Regions from separate parts of the Homo sapiens genome. Here region 2 is linked to region 1. The links are chromatin loops, found by intact Hi-C in ENCODE. Cell type or tissue: K562. All regions are shown on one strand. Each heading gives the region's core, and the rest is flanking DNA. Links, peaks and the distances in the headings are about the cores only. Region 1 overlaps LOC124902760 (a long non-coding RNA gene). Region 2 has its middle 84 kb from the start of NXPE2.

Region 1 (2,844 bases), core at 1-2,500:
GACCAAGAATATCCCTCTCTGAAACAGAAGCCTGATCTATATTCTCTTTCTACTATCTGGAGGCATGGAGTTTAGACTGTAGGAAGAACTTTCTGATAATGCTATTACTAACATGAATTAGATCGGGAGTGGAAAGGGAAGGATTGGAATCTCATTTCCTAGAAGACTTTAAAAAGAGACCTTTATCTGTTGAGGTTGGGAAGGGGCAGATCAGGAAGAAGAGAAGATCTGCCTTGATTTCCTATCAGAGGTCCAGTTGGGAGGGCTCCCAGAGCTGGCACACCCAAAGCCTGACCACTCCTATTCATTTTTTGAAACATACTTATTGAGGACAGTGAAAGAGTGCCGTGTGAACAGGGAGATTCAAAACTTGAAATCTGGCCCCAACACAGGCTAGCTCTGAAACCCTGGACAAGCACTTAGCTGCCCTGTACTTCAATCTTCTCACCTGTAAAATGGGAATCATATTAGTACATGGCTCATAGGTGTGGTGGGGACCGTGCTCCCAATATGGAGCAAAAGTCCAGGAAATCATGAGGCTGTGGTGGGGAGACGGCTAGAGGCGTATCGGCCCTTCTCGGATGGCTCACATCTCATTCTGAATGGGTGAGAACTGCTCATAGGGCACTGTGGAGGAGAAGCCTTTCTCCTTCATGTCCCCATTTTACAAATGAGCGAGTGAGATGAACTGGTCACTCAGCATAAGCCCAGAGGGGGATGAAGCTCCTGTCCCTATCAGGCTGAATCCAGACCTCTGTGTCCAACACTTTCCTGACTCTTTTCTCCCATTACCACCTTCCCTCCTTTGCCTCTGCACACTCAGAGCTTCTTTGCACACGGTTCCTCCCTAAAACCACACCTTTGAGTTCCTGCTCTGGGAAAGCCTATGGGATACTGGCAAACTTTTCTGTGCTCCTCCTATGCAACACCACCTGCTGTGTCCCTGTATCTGCAAAGAGAGCTAAACTCTTGGCAGACAGACACATCATGAGTATGACAGCTGGGACTAGGGGAGCCTGGAAATTCACCACCATGAGCCTGGGAGAACTCCAACCCCCCCCTCCCAACCCCCGTCCCACTTCAGATGGAAAGAAGTATCCATCCTAAAGACCCCAGTGAGATGTCAATCTTTGGCCGGGGCGGCCACAACCCTGCCTTCTAAGTGGTTTCCACAAGGTGGCAGCAAAGTCCAGAAGTTCTATGGAGGGGCCTTTAGGAACTATTTTGTTGCCCCCTTCCGTCCCCCAGCCTCAAAATAAAACCCTCATCCCTCTCCAGGGGCCTTTGAAGCCCCCTTCCTTCAAGGCCAATACTTTCCTTTGGGCCATCATTAAGGACTGTGCTCCAGAGTGCTTTGGAGTGCTTTTACTCTATTCTGATGCTCTGGCAGAGGCCAGCCCCCAGTCCCCACCCCATCACACACCTGTGCCCATGCAGATCCCCCAGCAACTCAGCCTCCTACTTATGTGCTCACACCTGGACCTCACCTTCAGCTACACGTGTAGTTAGTTGCTCCAGCTATTTCCCTTTCTGCTGTTGCAATGAAGATATTGATGCCTGATGGCAAAGAAGGCCATTTTACCCCAAACCCACGTATACAGAGGCTACAGACTCTCTGCCTTTCTCTTCTGCCCATGTCTCTAAAGCCCCAACTCCAGCTCATCTCACACTGGCTTTGAGGTGCTCCTCAATGGTCCTAGGAAATGAGGGGCAAGAGTGAGGTGCTGCCCGGAGCAGGAGCTGGGGGAGGACGAGGTCCGTGGTTAGATGGGGAGGACGCGACCCTGGGAGATGTTCACTCATCAAAGGGCTCCAGGGCAAGGACTGGAGAGAGGAAGTTGGTTCTAGGTAGGGTTTTCGTGACATGATTGCCTCACCCATCCCATGGCAGGTGCTGTTGCTCCTGCTAGCTGTGTGGACTAGTTTCCTGTTGCTGCCGTAACAAGTCACCAATGTGAAACACAAATTTGTTATCATACAGTTCTGGTGGTCAGAAGTCCAACACATGGATCCACAGGGCTGTGTTCCTTCTGGGAAATCTAGGAGAGAATCTGTTTCCTTGCCTTTCCCGGATTCCAGATGCAAGACACCTGCACCTGTATTCCTCAGTTCGCAGTCCCTTTCTTCAGCTTCAAAGCCAGGAGCTCAGTACCTTTGACTCCTCTCTCTCTCTCTCTCTCTCTCTGTGTGTGTGTGTGTGTGTGTGTGTGTGTGTATCTCATCTCTGCTTCTCTGCTTTGCTTTGTCACATCTCCTTCTCTGACTCTCCTAACTCCATCTTTCCTTTATAAAAACCTTTGTGGTTATAAAGGGCCCATCTAGATAATTTAAAATAATCTCCTCATCTCAAGATTCCTAAATTAATTACACTACAAAGTCCCTTTCATCTTGCACCTTAACATAATCACATGTTCTGGGGATTGGGAAGTGGGCATCTTTGGGGGCCCATCATTCTGTCTACTATCCTGAGACCTTAGGCACTTTGCTTTACTTCCCTGTTTCCTCACCTGTAAAGGTGACATCATAAAAGCACTGCCTTATGGATTGCTGTGAAGAATAAAGGAGCTGATACAGGTAAAGGGTCTGGCACAAAGTAAATGGTTGACAAATTTCAACTATGGTTTTATTATTGTTCGTATGTATAAATCTAGAAGCTTCCTGCACAACAAAGTTGAGGTATGGTTCATCACAGACCCGTTGAATTAATACTGTAAAGGAAATAATACTTTTTATCAGGCATTTGTGTAAAATGGCAACTTTGTGGTGATGAATATTGAGTTCCTTTACAACTTTGTTTTTTTAGACAGAGTCTTGCTCTGTCACCCACGCTGGGGTGCAGTGGCA
Region 2 (2,913 bases), core at 270-2,769, 770 kb after region 1:
ATTTCAACCCCCCAAACACACATTTTAATCAAAAGAACAGCTTTCCACATCCCTCCTCTAATAGATCCTGGCCTCCATCCACCCACATTAATCACTCCAAGATGGCCTGAGAACTTATTTATTGTCACTGCCTAATCACTTTATTAAATGTCATTGCTTCTGATTATGAAGATGTGTTTTGTTTCTCATCCCCACCCATCTGTCTGAGGGGTCTGATTTGAAGGACACCTATTTTCTTGTCAAGTGCAGTTAGGGACTCCTACGGTGCATTGTCTTTGCATCCACACTAAGATCCCAGATACTTTGAAATGGAATGCATTTCTGCAAATGTGCTTTATTATCACAGAAGTCCTCAGAAAGGAGGCAAACTCAGCTCCTGACACCTACTGCCTTTCCTGCCTTTCTAGGTAGAGGTTGAAAATATGAAAACTAAGCTATTTGCAAACCAACATTTTGGGAAAGCAGGCAATTTTGTGGCCTTTATTAGGAGAGCAGTACGTTCAGCTATGAACTGAAAGAGAAAGCAATCCGTTATTTTCATAACTACCAGAACAAGAACCTACGATGGTGTTTTATTATTTGTCCACTGAGCCTGACATCCAGGGCACCCCACGATTCAGTCTGATGCAGACTTCCCAGCATCACACCCATGACTTCACTAGGGAAGCCTGTGTAAGTTAGAGGCAGGCCCTGGTTGTGATTTTCCAGCATGCTAAATGTCTTCATCCTTGCCCTTTTCCTTGTCCCTAGCCAAGCCTCTTTTTTTTTTTTTTTTTTTTTTTGAGACGGAGTCTCGCTCTGTCGCCCAGGCCGGACTGCGGACGGCAGTGGCGCAATCTCGGCTCACTACAAGCTCCGCCTCCCGGGTTCACGCCATTCTCCTGCCTCAGCCTCCCGAGTAGCTGGGACTACAGGCGCCCGCCACCGCGCCCGGCTAATTTTTTTGTATTTTTAGTAGAGACGGGGTTTCACCTTGTTAGCCAGGATGGTCTCGATCTCCTGACCTCATGATCCACCCGCCTCGGCCTCCCAAAGTGCTGGGATTACAGGCGTGAGCCACCGCGCCCGGCCGCCAAGCCTCTTTATGCTAAACTATTCACTTATTTAACTGAAAACTGATTTATTAAGTTTTTACATGTGCTGAGCTTTGGGGAATGGTAATGCATAAGATAAGGCCCGTGCCTTCAAGGTACTTAAGATCTCATGTGTGAAGACTAACGTGTAAACTCAGAAGTAAATGGACATTCCAGAGGGGGAAATACCTGCTCAGAGGGCATGGTAGCATAAAGGATGGAGTAGCCAGGTCTGTTTGGGGGCTCTGGAGGGAAAGGGCTTATAGAAGAGGTGACTCTTGAGGAAGATGAGCAGGTGCTTTCCAGGTGGATGGGGAGGAGGTTGCATGAGATGGGCCTGGGTTGGGAAGTGGCATGGGGTACCTATGCATGCTTGTCCCGGGGCTTGTCAGTGTAATGTGTGATGTGAGTGTGTATGTGTGTGTGGGAGTGTGCATGCGCAGGTTAGAACATGTTGTGTCTTTCACAGCCTGATATTTAGGAACATCCGTGCACATATCCGAGACAGTCTGTGAGGCAATGAGGCTTATTTAACATTCACTGTGGGACAAATAAGAGAAAATTAAAAGAGCAATTTTAGTAGGGAATAATTGTTTTCCATACACCATAATTACAACTGCTTGTAAATGCTGCTATCATAAACGAATCTGCTGTTTAGAGTTCTCCTAAATTCTCTTGGTAATGAACAGACGCTGAAGGAAAGGGACTTCAGCACTCCAGATGGGGAAGTTGGGCTTGCACTGACCCCTGGCGTCTGCCTTCCGCAGAGGCTTCTCCCTGCTGGCACATGACTAGAGAGCAGGCTGGGAAGATTCCCTGGACACCTTTGAAACAGAAGCCAGTCTTTAAATCTCAGCCTTCTCAGGCCTTCTGAGGTCATTTCCCAATATTTGTTTTCTATGATATTTCTCCTCTGCCTCAACAAATGGCACATTCAGAAGCTGCCAGTCAGAAACCCCACTGTCATTTGAGGTGCTTCCTTCCCTTCCCCTCCATTCTCACACCCCCAAGCCAGTGTCCATCAGTCACTGAGGCCTATTCATCGTGACTTCAACATCTACTGCTTGAAATTAGGACAACGTCATGGCTCTGGGATGCCACACCAGCCTCCTGACTGGTTTTCCTGCTTCAAATTTGTTGTCACTGGGGACATTCTACTTTTAGTTCACTACATTTATTCCTCAACTAGCCTTTGATATGCTGGGATTGCTGTTAATTGCTTCTATTAAGTAGCTTCATAAACTTGTCTGTGTCATATGGGCAATCTTCTATAAAATAAAATTATGGGGCAAGAATAGTGCTTTTCTATCTTTTTACTAGAAAGACTTCTACTATTTGTTCCCTCAGCACCCTGTCCTTTCCCCTTGTTTTGAAAAAATCCCTCTTCTAACAAACTCACTGATTAAAGTAAAATTAATTTTTTGTTCTTTTTTTCATAGAAGATACATTTAACTGCTAATTGGAGTATTTGGTTAGAGGATAACTGCTGTTATCATAAGGAGTTAATATAATTCTAGCCAAAAGCAAAACAAAACACCCTGATGTTTTATCTAGCCTGTGCAGCCTTATCATCAATAAATCTACACTTCCATTAGCTATTTTGAAATACTGAGAATAGCACATGACCTCACATTATAACTTTCAGATCCCCATGATATAAAGGGATCAACTGAAATAAATGATCACAAAAGTCACATCTGGCTCTGAGATTCTAGGTGTCTCAAGCATTCATATCTTAAATTCCCCTTAGCATTTCTAGAGTGAACCTAGCCCATTCCTCTTTAATTGCACCTGGTCCATAAATAAATATTCCATCACCAGTGCCAGCTCTAATTAATTA

The links. Peaks named below come from ENCODE experiments on the same cell type or tissue, not always from the same donor. Only the 100,000 strongest peaks of a DNase experiment are listed, where the experiment ranks them.
Region 2: a loop joins it to region 1, with 7 times the contacts of the local background. A loop is called at or near these places in 7 of 110 quality-filtered maps.

What each region holds. Positions count from the first base shown.
Region 1 is chr11:113,993,363-113,996,206 of GRCh38, forward strand. It overlaps LOC124902760 (a long non-coding RNA gene), which reads right to left. Exons shown (of 2, transcript XR_007062895.1): 2 at 2,599-2,708. Among named protein-coding and RNA genes, the nearest start is that of HTR3A, 20 kb to the left of the region's middle. In K562, for the core only: a CTCF peak has its summit at 1,172 (motif pointing right); a DNase peak (open chromatin) is centred at 1,139; H3K27me3 peaks cover 402 bases.
Region 2 is chr11:114,760,803-114,763,715 of GRCh38, forward strand. It overlaps a transcript of NXPE2 not described here. Among named protein-coding and RNA genes, the nearest start is that of NXPE2, 84 kb to the left of the region's middle. In K562, for the core only: a CTCF peak has its summit at 1,818 (motif pointing left); a DNase peak (open chromatin) is centred at 1,819.